2 separate regions of the Homo sapiens genome follow, and region 2 is linked to region 1. The links are chromatin contacts, found by Hi-C in ENCODE. All regions are on one chromosome and are shown on one strand. Each heading gives the region's core, a stretch centred on a gene start or an enhancer-like site at or near the end of the contact. The rest is flanking DNA. Distances are from core to core; before and after follow the strand shown.

Region 1 (5,610 bases), core at 1,485-3,984:
TTCACATTAGTTTTGATGAAATAAACACTTATAAAATATTAAGTTTTATGGTTTAGTTTATACCCCCAAAAAAGGAAAATGGCAGTCAAAAATATTTTTAAACCATTTTTTTGGTTTAAGACCATCTGCAGTCTTTTGAATTTGTTTCACCAGTAAAGCATTTAAACCATATTATAATGATATAATTTATATTAAGCATAAAATATTTAAATATTGTAAATGCTTACATGTAAAATAAATTAGAAATTTAATTATATTAAAATAATAAAACTGGTAAATAGTTATAACAAACTATGACTTTATTACAGGCTCTGTAGACAGTTTAAAATGATTAAGAAAATATTTGTATCCTATGAGAGAAAGCGTTGACTCCGTAACAGTCAACAAGGCCCTTGTGCCACCCATGCTCCATCTTTTACCCATGGCATAGACAGTATTCTCTGTTGCTGGCCTAGCATGCCATCCAGTCTTTTTCAACCCAAGGCTCCAGGCAACCATTCCCAGTAGACTGGAGTTGGCAGGCAAACAAAATCGTTTGTTATCACAGGTCTAGAAGATCACCATGCCTCTTAGAAAGGCTTAGATTTAGTTTTCAAACTTTGGATTGAGATGTTCAAAAGTGACATTTTTATTAGCAACATCTATGCCTGTTTACCTTCTATCATTTCTCCATATTTTCTGTCAGACATACTCCTAGCTGTGATGTATAGTATAAGGATAAGCAAGCCTTTGTGGGTTTATAAGTATAAGGTACCTATCATATAGGTAAACCAGAGTAGGCATTTTCACAAGGGCCATTCATCCTTGCCCAAACACAAACAACATAGAAAAATGTCTTGAGAACACACAGAGAAACTCATGTTTTTAAAAGCAGCAGAATCAATATATCAAAATACATCACATAAGTAAACACAGGCTTGCTTTTTCAGACTTTTTAAAAATGGAAGTATAATGTATACATTGAGTACTAGACAAATTATTTGTGTATAGCTGAATGAATTTTCTATTGTATTACCACAAATGTCAAGAAATAGAACATTCCTTAGTCCCCTAAAACCTTCTTGTGCTTACACCCCTTCATGCCCTTCGGAGATAACCAGTGTCCTGACTTTGTTAACATCATTGATTAATTTTCCTTTTTTTAATCTAATAGAATCAATAATCAAATAGAATTATTTTATGTTGGGCTTCTTTCATTATGTTTGTGGGATTCATCCATGCAGCTGCAGGTCATTTGTTTTCGTTACTGTATAGTATTCCATATTTAAACATACTACAATTTATTTATTCTTTCTACTGGTTGTAGTGTTTCCAGTTTTTGATTTTGTTTTTATTTTTTGCTAGGATGAACAATGCTTCCCAGAACATTCTTATATGTTCTTTTGGTGCATGTATGTGAAGGAATTGGGTTACTGGCTCATAGGATATGTTTATGTTCAGCTTTTGTGGATAACAGCTAAACAGTGTCCTAAAGTGGTTGTACCAGATATGAGTACAGCCAGTGTATCAGAGTTTGTGCTGCTCAAAGTCCTTGTCAACATTTGATGTTTACAGCTTTTTATTCATTTTAGTCATAGGTTTCTCATGATTTACTTTGCAATTCTCTGATTAGAATCAGAGTTTTTAGAGTGTAGCTGAGCTAAAGAAATCAATGAGATAATCGGAAACATTTCTAATCAAGCAAGCTGTATGTGATTGCATGTACATTTCCTGAAATCAGATCCAAATAGCGGTGTGACCTTGAGTAAGCTCTCGAACCTTCCAAGACATGGTTTTCTCATGTGTATTTTCTGTGGGCTAGGTTATGGTCTCTTCAAACTTTAACAGGCAATAATTCTAACCAAAGTTTTTTAAGAGTCCCGAAACTCTTCTAACAGGTACAAGATTATTCTATGTTTTGTTAAGAGGCTGATTGCCATATCTGAATCCATAATGCATGCTCATAAAATCCCATAATTGAAGAAGCCATCACACTCAAGACTAGCTAGAGTTCCACCAAGGCTTATGTATTATTTTTAAGTGTTAGGAGATGGGAAAGCTGGGGCACAGAGGTTTGTATCCTGTCAGAATTAACAAAATTTTGTATTGAAGGAAATTGGTGAATAGAAATGAGAATAGCTATGAAACACAGTCCTTGAGATAAAAATTTCCCTAACTCCTAAATAACATAGTAAGCCTTTCCACTAGTGCTAATGTGAATTCTCGCATTTGAGTATTTTTTTTTAAAATAATAACCTGAAAGAGGAAGATGTAGTGTGGCTAAAGTTGGAAAGTGAATAAAACAGATATATTGGAAACATAAAATCTACTCATCAGAATTTATGAGTATAGAAGTTTCTGCTAAAATATGCATCATGTATCACATGGGCTTGTGGATGTGTGTTTTTTCCAGAAAATTTGGAAAGACAGAACCTTCTAGGGGCACATAAAGTATGAACGTAAGCTTTTAAGTGCTAAGAGAAGGTGACTGAAAAATATTTTTGTTGAATCTTCACTTGTTTCATTTTTAATCATCTCTCCTACAGATTAAAGGTATTAGTTCAGCATAGACTTTAGTTTAAAATCGAAACAGATGTTTTTGGTTTCTCTGTGTTATAATTAGCTTCCTATGCTGCAAGTATACTTTTCAAAATTGTTTATTAAGAATTGGTGCATGGCTCCTGTCCCCATAAGGTTCTTTGAGATGAAATTAAAAGTCTATGTAAAAGTGTGAGCCCTTTTGTTACTTTTAGAATGATCACAGTTCTTTTAATTAGTTAGGGTCTGGTGAAGGGGACACTTGTTTTTGCATTTTAACACATGACTGCACAAAAGGGAAGCTAATATTATCACTTTTTTTTTTGGTGCCAGGGCAAATATTTTTTTAAAAAAGGAGCTCCAGTCCTGAGAAATTAATGAATTTACTGGAACCATATATTTACTCAGGAATTAAGAATGTTTCCTTTTTTTCTGGGGTAATCTGTTGGTGGGATGGGAAGGCAGTTTATTAAAGGAAAAAGAGTTGAAAAATTGTTGCTTCCCTCCTCCTAAAATGCTGTTTGAAATATTTATGTCTAAGATTGCACATCTGAAAATGTGGTTGGATGGTTTTTTCCCCCACTTAGAGGAGAAAAACTTCAGTAGTTTTTATTTCATTGTGATTTTCTTCATGCCTAAGGTGCTAACATAAAACAGAGATAGATGTGAAAGTTGCTATCTTGTCCAAGGAAATTTTAACAGAGTGTGACAACTTTTCTTCTCTTCAGTGACTTTTCCTTTATGACTGAACATGGTGTTTATGGCCGGATATGAGTGAATTCTTTGTTTTATGAACTAAATCTTTAAGATGTGGCTCCAAGATGCTTCAAGGAGCTTTATCCCTCACTCTCCTATCTGTGAACCATACATATGCTTCTGCCCTGAACATGAACTTTCTTACCCTTGGTTCCAACCCCAAACCATAGTAATGGGTGTCTTCACTCCCTCTGTTTAATCTAAGTGTAAATCTTAGTGGTTCTACCGGTCAGATCTGTCTGTGTCTCTCCATCTCTGCCATTACCACATATGCTCAAGCTGCTGCTATTTCTTTGGATGACTGCAGTCTCCAAATTGTTCTCCTCACTTCCATTCCTGCCTCTTTCCGTCTTCTCCAAATAGTTGCCAAGGTAAACCTGTAAAACTGTAAATCAGATCATGTCATCCTATAGCTTGAAAGGCAACAGTTAAATTCTGTGGCTTTTATAATCAGATATAAATCCCCACCATGCCCCACAATATCCTCAAGATCTGATCCCTGCCCCCACTTGTCAACTACCACTCTCTCCCATGGTGCTGCTCTGCTGCTCCACATTCCACCAGGTAGATCTTCTTTCTGCTTAGTGAACAGTCAGCTCATCCTCACCTCAGGGCCTTTGCACTTGCTCCTCTTCTGCTTCAGACATCTTCCCAGATCTACATGTAACTGGTTTCTTTCTGGCATTCAGGTCTTAGGGCCCAAAGCTCACTTGTTTAGCAATGTCTTCCCTGCCTTATCATTTTGCTTCCTCCAGTCATTCTTTTTCTCATTAACCTGTTTTGTTTTTATATTGCCTTTTATCAGTAAATTAAAGTACTATTATTGTTTACTTATTTTTTTACTTTCCTACTAAAACCTTGGCCCCCAGAGATAAAGGGCTCATGTCTTGGCTACAGAAGTATTTACACATAATTTTATTCGTTCATTTTTTAATGAAATTGAGATCACACTATACAGGTTTTTTGGTGCTTACTTTTTTTTTCTCTTGTTATTGGTTGCTTACTTTTTTATGTGGTTATGCCATTAAATGATTTTAATTAATCCTTCATTAACAGACATTTTATCCTAAGTGTATATGTTTAAAAACCTGAGAACCTAACCATTTGTGGTGCCTCCACAAATGAATCCTCTGAGTTCTCTGTAGATAAAGTGTCATGGTGACCATGTGATAAAAATCCTCATGTGTATGTTTTGATACTACATTTATTTAAGAATTTCTATAATAATGACTAGTTATTTTCCAACATGATCTATGCTCAGTAATTGTATGACAGGGTAGTTTCTCTTTGATTACACATATTCATGGTTAGTTGTGTAGTGGCTACTCAACTGCCCTGTGAGGCTGTCCCTCTGTACATTTTGGTTGATTTGGTGCTGAAGTAGGAATCGAACAGTATAAGTTAAGCTTGGCATTTAGTTTTGGTTTCCTGTAGTGATTTTGGCAATTATGGTCCTCATCTCTTTGATCCCTTTTTGTTGTTTTCACCAATTACTGAACAATGTTTTTATTAAACAGTGTATTAGTCCATTCTCACATTGCTAATAAAGACATACCTGAGACTGGGTAGCTTATAAAGAAAAAGAGGTGTAATGGATCACATTTCCACATGGCTGGGGAGGCCTCACAATCATGGCGGAAGACGAAGGAAAAGCATGGGGACTTCTTACATGGCCATGGGCAAGAGAGGACTTGTGCAGGGGAGCTCCCCTTTATAAATCCATCAGATCTCATGAGACTTATTCACTATCATGAGAACAGCACAGGAATGACCACCCTCATGATCCAATTATCTCCCACTGGGTCCCTCTCACAACATGTGGGAGTTGTGGGAGCTACAATTCAAGATGTGGTTTGGGTGGGGACACAGCCAAACCATATCAAACAGTGATTGCCCTTTATACTTAATCCAAACTTTTTTTCTTAAAGCAATTGTTAATTGGTGTGCCTATTAGTTGCTTAGGAAAAAACTAGAAGTCATACAAGATATTATTCTGCAAGTCTTGGTACATTTATTTTCCTACTCTTCTTTCTCATTATAGTATCATTATCATTATCATTATTTGAAGTTACGTATTAATGATATTGAGTATGGCCACCTACTTCTTTAAGATAGTTTGCCTTTTATTCCATATAAAGTCAAAGAAAATGCCCACAGACATCACCAAGATACTGTCCTAGTCTGTGGACTGTTCTCCTGCTTGGGAGCATGGAAACCTTCAACAGATATCCAGCCAAGGCCTGCTTATTTGTGAATACCCAGTACACTGCCTTGCTGCTGGGCATGGGAGGAGAGTGGGGCAGGGTGGCCCAAGTACACCCAGTGATTTTAGTTGTA
Region 2 (5,421 bases), core at 2,520-5,019, 1.7 Mb before region 1:
TGCCTCACCATCATGGTCTGCTGAAGCTGCATGTCTGCCTTCATCTACTTGAGAGTCCTGCAGTGTGTTTAATGTGGGGCAGACCCAACATGCTGTGCATAATTTGCAGATAGGTTAGAGCAAAGATAACACTGGCTTAATTTGCTTGCAAGATGATAAGACACATTTACAAATGAGAGGTCATCTTTGAGTGCAACCTTGTCCCCTCAATGATCCAATGCCATCAAGCAACATGCAGGGGCCACCTTCAAATGTCTGCTGTCATCCCTTGTTCTTTGGTCATCCATTCTTTTGGCGCTACAGTATTTTCTGTAAAATCACAAGCTGATGGGATGTTAGAACTAAAAAGGGCCGTAAAATGTGCGTAGCCCAATCTCTTAATTTTACAGATAAAGAATTGAGACCTAGAAGAGCCCATAGGCTGATACTATCTACATCAGTTGCTGAAAGGTTAGACAGAGGTAGCAGAATTTGCTGACGCCCTTTCAAAAAGGGATTTATTTCACAAATATATCTCTGACTGCGTCTTATCTGCCAGGTTGTCATGGTTTTAGATCCAGGTCAGCTAGTGAGCACTTTGTGCACATAATGGATTTCTCTTGATCACTCACCAGTTGAGAAGGTGGTGTATTATCAGAGGGAAGTGGGGCCAGCTGCTTTTCATAGCAGCACAATGAGGTTCTTTCTGTTGGGTGGGACACTTTGTCCAGACTTCCTTTGCACCAGATGGCTGTCCTTCAAATGCCCAAAAGCTCCTGGGATCATTAGGATTCCAGATGTGCTTGCTACTGTTGGTCTGAGGTAATGTGACAGCAGCTCTCTTCTTGCCAAGTATGCGTTCAGCTGTTAGACTGTTCTGAAATGCTGTTTAGCATGCTTCTAATATATTTGACCATTTTCATCTTCAATTCTGATTCACAAAATAGGCATTATGAAGTATTTTAGAATATTTACAGTTTAATAGTTAAACCCTACGATATGGATAGTGTGTTCTGAAAAATAGATTGGTGGCCGTCTGAGACGATCTAATTCTCAAGTCCCACAGTTCATGGCATCTCCTTTCTTAATACTTTGAACTTGTTCTGAATCCGATTATACTCTCCATTTTGCAGAGTAACTCATTTTCTGTTAGTCGGTAGAATGCACTTTGATATTAGGAAAAAATTGTTTTTACTTTAATGTGTTCCACATTGGAGACCCTTATTAAGGCTGGTATGCCTTATTTCCCAGTTGTACTAATTAAAAGCACTAATTATTTCCATGCTTGTATGTTGGAACCATCTTTTGATGCATGAAAGTTTCGAGAGAATTAAAAAAAAAAACACTGACTTTGGGAATCATGTGAGAGAATTAATATTCTTTAGTTCCAATTAAAAAAAGTTTTATGTCAGTTCATTAGACTTTAGCCCCTACTTCTTTGATTTCAAGTCTGTCCTGAATTTCTGCCATGTGGAGAGCAGTTGCCAGAATCCCCTTTCTTTATACAGCAGTTACTGTAATTAATGCTGAAAAGGGACTTACCTCATTCCTGATGCTAATAGGCCTCTTAAAAGCACTTTTTATATCTAATCCTTGTCATTTATGAGGGAGTTGAACTAGATTTCCAAGATCCTTCCTACATCTAAAGTCATTGATTCTCCACGACCTTATGGTCACTTTTCTAATGCATAAATCAACCCATTTCTTGCTCTCTTGAGAAATAATCCAGGTGTATTTAGTCAGGAAATCGGTTGTTTACTTTTCTGATGCAAAAGGTGGGAAAATGGAAGAAAAGATTATCTTTCCAGCTGGAAGTCAATCTTTTCCCAGAGATACAGATAATCTCTTTTAAAAATTTCTGAACTCTGGAACAATTATACTCTAAAAAAAGAATTATTAAGTCATACAAACTGAGGGAATCATAATATTGGGGAATAAGATGTTTTTTACACACTTTTTCTGGTATAAAATTTTGTGACTCATATGAATTATTTAGAGTATATTATTCTCAAGGACAAGTTTATTCTAATTTAAATCCTATGGGCTTGCAAATAAATAACTTACTTGTTCTCTTCAGTATACTATTGCTTGAGAGAAGAGAATATTTTGGTGGAAAGCTATTTCAGTGAAGCCAGACTATGCAATAGGACGGAAAAAACAAAGCTACAAAAGAAAAGCACTTTCCTAAAAAACTGTATGTAACTGAAATTGAGTTTATTTTATGAAAATATTATTTATTTATTAGTTTTTCAGACAGAGCCTCACTGTCACTCAGGCTGGAGTGCAGTGGCACGATCTTGGCTCACTGCAACCTCTGCCTTCCCGGGTTCAAGCGATTCTCCTCCCTCTGCCTCCTGAGTAGCTGGGATCACAGGCGCATGCCACCACGCCTGGCTAATTTTTTGTATTTTTCATAAAGATGGGGTTTCACCATGTTGGCCAGGCTGGTCTCAAACTCCTGACCTCAAGTGATCTGCCTGCCTTGGCCTCCCAAAGTGCTGGGATTACAGGCATGAGCCACTGTGTCCAGCGTTATTTTATGAAAATAAACCAGTGAAAATTAATTTCAGGCCAGGCACAGTGGCTCATGACTGTAATCTTAGCACGTTGGGAGGCCAGAGTGGGTAGATCACCTGGGCTCAGGAGTTTGAGACCAGCCTGGGCAACATGGTGAAATCCTGTCTCTACCAAAAATGCAAAAAAATTAGCCGGGCATGGTGGCATGTGCCAGCAGTCCTAGCTGTTTGGGAGGCTAAGGTAGGAGGATCGCTTGAGCCCCAGAGGCAGAGGTTGCAGTGAGCTGAGATCGCGCCACTGCATTCCAAACTGGGTGACGGAGTGAGACCCCATCTCAAAAAAAAAAAAAAGAAAAAGAAAAAGAAAATTAATTTCAAAAGTGGAATGTATTCACCCAACAATGTGTTCATTTATAAATAATACAGCAGCAACCTTGGGGATGATTGTTGTGGATGTTTTGATGTTTGGATATAATGTTAGTGGGAGACACAGGAAAATTTAAAATAGCAGTGATGGCTTCTATCTGAATCCCATTAACACTTGCGAGTTCATAGCCTCTTGATTTTTTGAGAAGGGGAGAATTGGAGCTCAACAGGTAGCAAACCATTTCATTCTGCAATTAGTCTGTCTAAAGAAAAAGGCTTTAACATTCAATGCTAGAATAAGGCTATTTTAGACATTTGAATTGCTGGCAAGACACCCCAAATTAGTCATCCCTTAATGGTTGTGTGTGGGTCTGTGTGTGTGTGTGTTTAAAATTCATTATTTACTTATTTATTTTTGAGATAGAGTCTCGGTCTGTCATCCAGGCTGGAGTGCAGTGGGGAGATTGTTGTTCTTTGCAGCCTCAACCTCAAAGACTCAGGTGATCCTCCCATCTCAGCCTCCCAAGTAGCTGGGGCTACAGGCACGTGTCACCATGCCCAGCTAATTTTTGTATTTTTTGTAGAGACGGAGTTTCGCCATCTTGCCCAGGCTGGTCTTGAACTCCTGGGCTCAAGCAATTCGCCCACCTCAGCTTCCCAAAAGTGCTTACAGGCGTGATCTACCAGCCTCCCTTAATGTTTTTTAAAACCACTTATTTAGGGCTATTGGTGAAAACAACAAATGAAGCATAGAGGCAATTACAGGAAGAGAAAGTACCCAATATTATGTAAAATGTGTTAGTACTGAGTCATATGTAAATTTGTGTTTAACTTCCTCACTCTTAAATTCTAGTTCCTGGAATCCCCCTCCTTCATAACTGACTCACAGTCTATTTTGGGACAAACCTGCCAATACTACAATCCCTTTACTGTACATTAAAATATATACAGAAAAGTCAAGAACTAATAGAATCATCAAACAATACCAACTAAGGGACCTCACCCACCTGTGAGGATGGAGCATGTGGCCTCAAAATCAGGGCTGACCTAAACTCTCCATGGTTGGAGTCACGTTTCCTAAGGCTGTGTTTGAAAAAAAAAATTAGTTAATTAGAAATACCTTGTTCACAGTTTAATGCTTGATCTTGTTCCTTATCTAAAATATCTATGGCCAGGTGCGGCGGCTCACACCTATAATCCCAGCACTTTGGGAGACCGAGGAGAGAGGATCACCTGAGGTCAGGAGTTTGAGACCAGCCTGGCCAAAATGGTGAAACCCCTTCTCTACCAAAAATACAAAAAAAATTAGCCAGGCATGGTGGTGCATGCCTGTAGTCCCAGCTACTCGAGAGGCTGAGGCAGGAGAATCACTTGAACCCTGGAGGTGGAGGTTGCAGTGAGCCGAGCTCGTGCCATTGCCCTGCAGCCTGGGCAACAGGAGGGAAACTGTCTCAAAAATAAATAAATAAATAAATAAATAAATAAATAAATAAATAAATAAAAATATCTATTTTTTCCACTTCCTCCTTGTCAAAACTTCTCTAAATTTTTAATAATAAATTTTATTATTTTAAAGTAATCTCATTATTTTTTTCTAAACAGGGTTTGAAGTTACATTTTCATCTTGATTCTAGTTGCTTCCTCCCCCCGCTTTCTTTACTATGTTCCAGTAATTTGATTTCAGAGTTGGCATTAACTCCCTGAATTCAGGAAGATATTCCCCAAGGACCTGAATCTTAGCCCTGGAAGCGATGTGAAAGCTTACATAGCACATCTCTCACCTTCAGTCAGAGCCATACAAAGAAGCTGCTATCTTATTATTCATGGCTTTAGAAAAGACTGCTCAACCTCCACCTGCATCTTATTTTGACATTTAGTTAGCTTTACTGTGTCGAACAAAGCCATTATGCTACACACCAAGCCTGTTTCCCTTGTTTTATACTCAGCGATGATAACCAACCCTGTCTGTATATAAAGCTCTCTATAAATTCATAGACTGTCTTCTTCAATTGTCATTTGGTCTTCTCTTCAAGAAAATTAATTATGTCTTGTTTGCCTCTCCTCATTGGTCTTTTTTTCCAATACTTGACTCATTTTGCCATCCTTGGAGCTGTCTTCTAAATAATTTCCAAGTTTTCCAATTAGTCTTATTTATTTATCTATTTATAAGATGGAGTTTCACTCTTGTTGCCCAGAATGGAGTGCAATGGCGCAATCTCAACTCACTGCAACCTCCACCTCCCAGGTTCAAGCCATTCTCCTGCCTCAGCCTCCTGAGTAGCTGGGATTACAGGCATGCATCACCACACCTGGCTAATTTTGTATTTTTAGTGGAGATGGGGTTTCACCATGTTGGCCAGACTGGTCTCAAACTCTTGACCTCAGGTGATCCACCCGCCCCGGCCTCCCAAATACTGGGATTACAGGCATGAGCCACCACACCCGGCCCTCCAATTAGTCTTTAAACGTGAATTCCAGAAGTTCACATTTCTGAGCACCATTAATTTGAGATCACTTAACAGCTCCTTCACATCATACTCTCATTACACTTACTATTTTT

Evidence for each region. A loop is a pair of places that touch in the nucleus more often than their neighbours do. Pooled maps may share reads with other maps.
Region 2: a loop to region 1 is called in a pooled map, with 5 times the contacts of the local background. The contact joins two enhancer-like sites. A Hi-C loop is called at or near these places in 2 of 37 single-sample maps with no recorded cell type and 3 of 50 pooled maps.

What each region holds. Positions count from the first base shown.
Region 1 is chr6:132,492,880-132,498,489 of GRCh38, reverse strand. All of the region lies in intron 2 of STX7 (syntaxin 7), which reads left to right. Among named protein-coding and RNA genes, the nearest start is that of STX7, 17 kb to the left of the region's middle. Within about 2 kb of position 2,734, at least 3 of the 41 ENCODE cell types and tissues checked have a DNase peak (open chromatin) inside an H3K27ac peak, as active enhancers do.
Region 2 is chr6:134,234,484-134,239,904 of GRCh38, reverse strand. The region is part of intron 2 of SGK1 (serum/glucocorticoid regulated kinase 1); the gene reads left to right. Among named protein-coding and RNA genes, the nearest start is that of SGK1, 81 kb to the left of the region's middle. RefSeq lists enhancers at 3,425-3,474, 3,615-3,904, 3,945-4,104. Within about 2 kb of position 3,769, at least 8 of the 41 ENCODE cell types and tissues checked have a DNase peak (open chromatin) inside an H3K27ac peak, as active enhancers do.